2 separate regions of the Homo sapiens genome follow, and region 1 is linked to region 2. Evidence: read pairs that join two places in POLR2A ChIA-PET (ENCODE). Cell type or tissue: A673. All regions are shown on one strand. Links, peaks and the distances in the headings refer to the core of each region. The heading gives the core; the rest is flanking DNA. Region 1 overlaps DCK (deoxycytidine kinase). Region 2 holds the start of ENAM (enamelin).

Region 1 (4,367 bases), core at 1-4,000, 400 kb before region 2:
GAACTCTGTAATATTCTTGCAACTTTTATGAGTCTAAAGCTATTTCAAAAAAAGCTTTTAGCGCAGGGCACAATGGCTCGTGCCTGTAATCCCAGCGCTTTGGGAGGCCAAGGCAGGATGATCACTTGAGCCCAGGAGTTTGAGACCAGACTGGACAACAATACCCCATCTATACAAAAAATAATTTTAAAAAATTAGCCATCATGGTGGTGAAAGCCCTGTAGTCCCAGCTACTTAAGTGGCTGAGGCAGTATTGCTTGAGCCCAGGAGTTTAAGACTACAGTAAACTATAACTGCGCCACTGTACTCCGGCCTAGGCAACAGAACAAGACCCTCTCTCAAAACAAAAAAAAAAAAAAAATTAAAAGAAGAGGTAAGTTAGTCAAATGAAGAAGGCTATTATTTACCAGACTTAATGTTGCAATGTATCTAGCATTTTTCAAAGGCAATAACATCTATATCTCTATTTTAGAAACATTTTACAACTCTGTTCTTTAACATATGACAGACTTAAGTTCTAGGTGGCTCGGTATAAGTTTCAAGTTTTAGGCATAGCAGAAGAGAAAATTCTGGATGAGAAAAATAAGTCTTGTATTATTAATTACCTTTCTAGGAGAGCAAACTATAAAGAGCAATAAATAAATTCTAATGGAAGACATGATATAGGTAATAGATCCAAGAGATAATCCAGACCACCATTAGGCTCAATTCTATTATGACCACCACACTGAGACAACTTTTGAGTCATGACAAATAAATAATAAATTTTTATTAGCGTCTTTTCAATTCTACAAATTTTAAAAGTCATTATACATTTTTAAAGGTTACTAAAAATCACTGAAATATGTCTCCACTTAAAATGGAATCAAAGTAATTTATACAATTTTCACCTTTAATATTCATAATTTATTTAAAAGTAGAATAAATTTTAATTCTAAAATGATTATTACATCTTTTTAGAACTGAAATTACATTTCAATGAGTGTAGCTCCACTGTAGTTCATAAGGTTTATACTTAAGAAATATTTAATTAACAAATTAATTTATACCAAACAAAAACAAACTAAAAAAATGCATACGTATAATGAGACAGTTTATGTATGGTAATTACAGATTTGAAATTAAGTCTCCTTTGCAAAGATCAGTGCGTCTGGACTGGTTAATCCACTAAATTATCATCTTTGAATAAGAAACCAAAAACAAAAATGACTTGGAAAGAAAAATAGTAGTTTAAAAGTGAAAATGACTCTTCCCCTTATTTTAAAATACATAAAATTTTCTAAAACGTAAAATGGAAAGGTTTAATACACAGGAAAAACACTGCACACCTTAACTAAACAAACTAGAAAGAAAATATATTTATATACAGAACTAAGATGAGTCCATTCATTATTTTTACAAATATTCACATAGATGGTTTAGAGATAAGTAGTTAAGTGTGTCTCATTAATTAATGGATGCTTTCTAGCCTCTGTCTTCATTAATTTTATTTCCTATTCAACAAAAAATAATGCTTTCAGGATATATTACATATAGAGCAATATCATTTTTATCAGTAATTTGTCTGAAAAAGAGAAAAACTTAAAAGCAGAACCCTACAAAGCAAAGCAAACTACAAAGCAAAGAGTAATCACAGTGTTTGCAAAATAGAAATGTGTGACTTTAACTTTATAGCAGGCTGCCTAATTAATCCAGACAGTAGAGAAAGCAGACTGAGGCAGGAAGTAAGAGGTGGGACTAAACTGTTAAGAAGATAATAATTTAAAATAAAACTTCAGAATCCTTATTCTAGGGATTCCTTTAATTCCACTTTGCAACTTTTAATAGGTACACTAATTTACACAGGACACACTACCATTTACTATGTAACATTAAAGCTTTCAGTTTAAGAAACTGGTCACCAACGAAGTGAGAGGCACCAGGGAAAAAAGCCAACCTGCTGAGGAAGACAAAAGAGGGGAATGACAGAAGGAAGCTGGATCTTTTATAATGTAGTTTAGTCACTATGCTGATACTGGAACCATCTACCTCTACATTTCCTGCTATGAGAAATAATGTCTTTGTCTTTAAATGTCTTTTTTAAAAAAAAAACAAAAGAAAAGAAACTGGTCAAAAAGTTTTGCATAAGATTCATTTTAAAAATCTTTTTTCCTTAAAACAAAAACGATTAAAAACTTGGGTTTTCTAAAGAAACTTATATTAATATGAAGTTACGAAGATACACAAAGCTGAAGTATCTGGAACCATTTGGCTGCCTGTAGTCTTCAGCAAGATCACAAAGTACTCAAAAACTCTTTGACCTGAGGAAAGGAAGAAAAAAAAATCAGTATAATTCCTTGACTAATTTGAGGTATCTAATATTCATCTTCATTTAAAAGTATATAATAGTTGAAGACCCCAGCTGTATAAGTAACTACCACAATGCCATTGCATTTACTTTCCAAAGAAATATTGTTAAGGCCGGGCGCAGCGGCTCATGCCTGTAATTCTAGCATTTTGGGAGGCCGAGATGGGTGGATCACTTAAGGTCAGGAGTTTCAGACCAGCCTGGCCAACATGGTGAAACCCCCCATCTCTACTAAAAACACAAAAATAGGCCAGGCGCAGTGGCTCATGCCTATAATCCCAGCACTTTGGGAGGCCGAGGCGGGCAGATCACCTGCGGTCAGGAGTTCGAGACCTGCCTGACCAACATGGAGAAACCCCTTCTCTACTAAAAATACAAAATTAGCCGGGCATAGTGGCACATGCCTGTAATCCCAGCTACTAGGGAGGCCAAGGCAGAAGAATCGCTTGAACCTGGGAGGCAGAGGTTGTGGTGAGCTGAGATCGCGCCATCGCACTCCAGCCTGGGCAACAAGAGCAAAACTCCGTCTCAAAAAAAAAAAAAAATTAGCTAGGCATGGAGGCGTGCACTTGTAATCCCACCTACTTAGGAGGCTGAGGCAGAACTGGTTGAACCTGGGAGGTGGAGATGGCAGTGAGCCAAGATTGTGCCATTGCACTCCAGCCTGGGCGACGGAGCAAGACTGTCTCGAGAAAAAAAAGAAATATTGTTAAATACTTCAGTAGTAAAAGATGAATGACCTAAAAGGTCATTTTAGGAGTTATTTATTGCTCTGTCACCCAGGCTGAGTACAGTGGTGCAATCAAAGCTCACTGCAGCCTTGAACTCCTGGCTAGGTGCACACCATCATGTCTGGCTAGTTTTTGTTTGTTTTTTATAGAGATGAGGTCTCACTATGTTGCCCAAGCTGGTCAGGAACTCCTGGGCTCAAGCAGTCTTCCCACCTCAGCCTCCCAAAGTGCTGGGATTACAGGTGTGAGCCACTGCATCTATCAATCTAAGATAGATATAGTTCTAAAATAGCTGTAACACCAATTTTATAATCTCTTCATTTAAATATCATAGACCACTGACATATGCAGCTTTAACACTGATAACATTAATAAGCACAATAGTTCAAGCAACTTTGAAAATCAAACATGTAGTAGATTTGTCATGTTTCTGAAGCACATATGTGAATCACATACTTTGCAATGTCAGTGTGTGCAGAAAATCATGTAAGGAGTCAATGAACCTAGCCTACTGACCATAATGTAAGAATATGCTTGTTCTCTACATATTCTAGGCTACTCAATAATTCTCAAGAAACAAAAATTATTGCCTTGTAAAAATACCTTAATAAGAAAGTCAACTGCTAGCATTATTAATAAAAGTAAATATAATAATGTGAAATGATTCTTAGTCAAAACAAAGAAGTGTTAGATAAAATTAAAAAGTGATTTACAAAGTCAGTTAAATTGATGGTTGGCTGTTAATACTTAATGCTGACTTTTCATTTAATAGTATTGTAAGTGAATTTATCCTATATTTTTAACATCATTAGTAGTATGAAGAGGTCATTGGAATTTTCCAGATAAGCTTTAGTTCATACCATGGGAAAAACAACTACATGTATACGCTACAGTAGTTACATAAAATGTCAAGATTTTCAAAATCCTTGATATATCCCTTATGAATGTCAAGTCTCTATTAAACAGCAGACATTATGCCACAAAAGAAAGGAAAAATCAAATTTTTCTCAAAACTAAACCAAATTGTGCTTTCTTCTTTATAGCTTAATCACTCAGTTATCAACATGGGTATAGGGATATTTGTTATACCAATTCCCTTACTATTCTCTCTCAAATATTCATCAATAAATTCTCACCCATTCCCTTTATCAATATGGGCACCACTCACTTAACAGAATATAGTCAACTCCCAGTGATTTGGGCAATAAATGAACTGTGATTAAGACAATGACTCAATGATTAAGTAATGTCAATTAATCCTTGACATGATCCCAAATGAAACTCAAAAC
Region 2 (4,406 bases), core at 332-4,331:
GTTGATTTATAAAGAAATAGTGATGTCCAACTACATTCATTGTACAGAATAATCTCAGTTTCAAGGAGGGCACACTCCAAAATCAAAACTTTGTGCTACTTTCTAAGATGTTATAGATAATATTCTGTTATATAGAGACTAAGTAAACTGGAATATGCAGAATCTTATTTTTTTCCTGGTTTCCTCTATTGTTCCTGTTATTATTATTATCATCATCATCACTTCCTTTAAAAATCACTTATGTGGCCAGGCGCGGTGGCTCACGCCTTAATCCCATCACTTTGGGAGGCTGAGGTGGGTGGATCCCCTGAGGACAGGAGCTTGAGACCAGCTGAGCCAACATGGTGAAACCTTGTCTCTACTAAAAATACAAAAATTAGCCGGGTGTGGTGTCTCACACCTGTAATACCAGCCACTTGGGAGGCTGAGGCAGGAGAATCGCTTGAACCCAGGAGGAGGAGGTTGCAGTGAGCCAAGATCGTGCCATTGCACTCCAGCCTGGGCGACAGAGTGAGACTCTGTCTCAAAAAAAAAAAAAAATCACTTATGCTCTAAGATGGTCAGGAAAATAGGAAGAAATAGGAAATAGGCAGAATAGTAAATTTATCTCTTTATTAGATACCTTGATTAAACATATAGACTTATGTATGAAGTTTGGAGATTGTTTTTAACGGGGTTCATTCATTTATCCCACTCTAGTTAATTATGAAAGACTTGTAAAATTAAGTCTCGTATTTACATCTTGGAACAAGGTTTATTCTGAAACATTTACTTGAGTAATTTCTTAAGAAAACTTTCTATTTGCATATACAATAGAGGAAAATAAAAGGTTTTAATCAGAATGATTCATTTTCATCGTATATCAGATATAGTCCATTTCCTAGCAGAGTAACCAACATGTAGACACTCAGTTGTTTTCATTCCTTTCATTCTTTCTTCCTTTTCTGGACATAAAATCTATCTAGCATAATTGGAGCCAATGCTCACCCTTCTGTTTACTTCCTATAGGAGCAACATAAATGACGCTTTAGCATTTTTATAATGGACATTTTCCTAAATTGTGGGTGTAATCAGTTATCTTTCATACATTAGAAAAATTGGCAGAATGTAATTAAACAAAGGAAGCAGTAGTATGTAAATACCTTTCCTACTATTTAAAGATTTTCAGAGTTAGAACATCATAGAGAATGAAAATAACAGCTGAATGTTATTTTAGAGTGTTTAGTATAGGTTACAACAATATGTGGAAACTAATAAAGAGAATACTGGTGAAAGCTTTCTTTGCTAAATGTTTCTAAGATTATGGCCCAAGATTTAAGGGTGCTTTTGGATGGTTAATTTCTGCCTTGCTTAATCATTCATCTCATCTCTCTAGTAGCTGTCACAGTGATTCTTGATAATATATGTAGCCTTTATATTTGCAAATAGAAAACTCATTTTCTCTTTTGTAAAATTAATATATTATGTTGGATGACTGAGATCCCTTCCATCTCTAAAAGTTAGTGATTAAAGTCTATAATTAGTTATTTTTTGAGTTGAAAGTAACACTCATAATGATTGCCACAAAGTACAATGACTGTGTAAGTTCTTCTTCCATTCCATCTGTGAAAGCAGATGCTCTTTGAGTCTTCTGATACATTTCAGTAGTGTTTGGCCCTCTCAAGTGTATTTCTGACAGTATCTAGTTTGAGAACCTGTATGTATTGGCAAAAATAAATGAAAGTACTCACCAAGTTATCTAGTTTAGGAAAAGAGGTTCCAAGCCTGCACCGAAGCACCAACATTTTTTTCAGCAAAATTTTTATAAGCCTTTAAGAAAAATACAGCTTTAACCTGAGAAGAAACTAAAATATAGAAATGGAACAAATAAATGAAATGAATAGCAAAGCTTCAGTTCTAAGGCAGCACATGTCATGTTAATTATTTTATCCAGTCATACCTGTATTAGGGGGCCACAAAATCAAGTTTAATCTTCTGTTGCTTTAAAAGTAGGATGAAAGCTAAATCAGAGAGGAAATGACACAGGCACTGTATTTTGAGATACTTCTAGGGCGATGTTGACAAAACTAGACTTCACTATGGGGAAATGTACAAAGTCACAGTAGTAAAGGAGGTCTAAGAAGGCTGGAAAAAACTTACAAGAAAAACAAATACACCAAATAAACCAAGGAGTTTAAAGTTTTATCAGAAGATTAGTCTGCATACAATGATTATACAACCAACAAGAAGGAATGCAATAAGGAGAATTAACCAACATCTATGAATTAAATTCATTATTTGACACTATATGTAATTTATGTTGATAATCTCTAATACTCACCCAATGCCAATTAGAAGCTGTAATATATAAAAAATAATTTTTACTTGAACTTTGTTAGCTTGCCTTTGAAATATATTCTTAATGGTCTATAGTGGAAATAACTACAAATTGCTGAAGCCAGGGAGATCTCAAGAAGCAAGATACATTTATTTCTTAATAATAAAACAAAAATTCTTCACTCAGATATCATGTTCAGTATCAAAAAGGCTCAAAATAAAAAGATTCCTCCTTGTCAGAAAGCTTGGCACAGCAAGGTTCCATTTAAGCACTGTTGTAGACCTGCATAACCAATCAGCTTTGAGGAAAATGGTTTTGTCATCACAAGAGTTTAAGGTAAAAAACACACATCGAATTTAAAATTTAGAATGTGTTATTATAGGAGCTGTCAAGTCAAGTCTCTTATTACGTATAATAACAGTCCAGGAAAATGAGCTTACAGCAGTAAGATTTAGAAGATGCTTCCCTTGGTGAATTTGGCTTTCAAAGTATAGAAACTATGTTTATAACAAAGATATTTCAGGAACAAAGGCGAATATTAACTGTATGCTATTGTCATAAGTCAGTTGCCTTCATCAAAAGGCAGGCTAATATATATATTTACTTAATATACATTTTATATGTAATTAAAATGAACTGGAATGTTATATCCATGGGTGAAAACTCAGTGACTTGATTTACTTTGTATTACATAAGGCTAGCAGGACATAGTGTTCTTTTTGAAGTCAAATATAATCCAGTCACTGGGGATTCAGAATTTTAGATGAGTTGGGTACAATGGCAAATGAACTCTCAGCTATTATGATAATACAACTTAATGAAAATAGGACCTGAGTAATTTAATGAAACAGTTATGTTATGGATTTTTTTCCTGAAATCTGACTTTCCATAATAAAGATTTCACTTTCAAATAGATAGGCCAATTGCACTTTTAATTGACAAGAGCAAGCTTTGCTATCTTTGCTTAACTTGGATTCTCCTGTTCTCTTATGGCTTCACAAGAGAAAACATTTGTTGTGGCAATGTTTGCTTATTTTAATGTTGGGATTTAAAAACCAAGAATGAATGAACTTGATGGCAAAACCTGTTCCTACTTGGTATGATTGTGTATATAAGTTAATCCAGTGGTTGCCCATGGTGCTGTTCTTCCAAGGACAGAGAAGTGCTGTGTCATTCCTTTTGGGCCAAATAGCATTGTATTTCTCAGTGCCTCTCTGCTCCACATATTTCGTGCCACAAATAATAAAAATGTGCTAGAATATTTGACTTTAAATGAAGCTAGGACTATCTTTTAACTCTATGTGTATCCAAGATGTGCAAAGTTAAATCTGCTTCAAGTACCTGCTTGCCTTTGTCTGATTTTGTAGAAACTGAGTAGTATTTATCATATTGTGTGCACATTGAGATGAATTTGCAAATGGTAGGACACTTACGGGACAGTGACCTACAGTGTGTTCTTGGAAGTGAAATGGGAGTTCTGATGCTGGATGACCTGGCCTATCCTGTGCCCATTCATGTAGAGGGTAATTTTTGATTTTGGCCTTACCCATATAGGTTGTTGGGAGTTGCCACTAAACCTCACTTTTGATCACTTTCCTCTATTTACCCTTGTTCTCTTGGCCACAAGGGTGGTTAGTTGTCATGAAATAATTCATGTTTCTAAAATCCAGCCAAGCTATTGAATGAGTGAATTCTTAGTACTGTTGGATTGGATTGGGAGAATTACCAAATTTCCTTTCATTTAAAGGAAAAAAAAAAGCTCAAACTTTATAATTTTTTTTTTTTTTTGAGACAGAGTCTGGCTCTGTCACCCAGGCTGGGGTGCAGTGGCGCGATCTTGGCTCACTGAAACCTCTGTCTCCTGGGTTCAAGTGATTCTCCTGCCTCAGCCTCTAATGTAGCTGGGATTACAGGCATGAGCCACTGTGTCCAGCCTATAAAATGTTTTGAAATCAGTCCTTTATGAGTTTTTCCCCCTTTACTTTATCTCTATTTATTTTGTAAATTATTTTTCCCTTCAGGCAATTACAACTGTTTGTGAAACATGTTTATGATTTGGCTTAAATTTTTTTTTTTAATGTATCTCTTT

Evidence for each region. ChIA-PET counts read pairs that join two places held together with the same protein. Peaks named below come from ENCODE experiments on the same cell type or tissue, not always from the same donor. Only the 100,000 strongest peaks of a DNase experiment are listed, where the experiment ranks them.
Region 1: POLR2A ChIA-PET joins it to region 2 with 6 read pairs; 3 of 35 experiments call an interaction of 5 or more read pairs at or near these places.

Annotation. Positions count from the first base shown.
Region 1 is chr4:71,027,285-71,031,651 of GRCh38, reverse strand. It overlaps DCK (deoxycytidine kinase), which reads right to left. Exons shown (of 7, transcript NM_000788.3): 7 at 738-2,300. The coding sequence ends at 2,274. Among named protein-coding and RNA genes, the nearest start is that of DCK, 36 kb to the right of the region's middle. RefSeq lists an enhancer at 2,374-2,874. In A673, for the core only: no CTCF peak of the experiment used is centred there; a DNase peak (open chromatin) is centred at 1,921; H3K27ac peaks cover 450 bases.
Region 2 is chr4:70,626,879-70,631,284 of GRCh38, reverse strand. It overlaps ENAM (enamelin), which reads right to left and starts at 2,541. Exons shown (of 9, transcript NM_031889.3): 1 at 2,321-2,541; 2 at 1,731-1,844. The coding sequence starts at 1,784. In A673, for the core only: no CTCF peak of the experiment used is centred there; no DNase peak of the experiment used is centred there.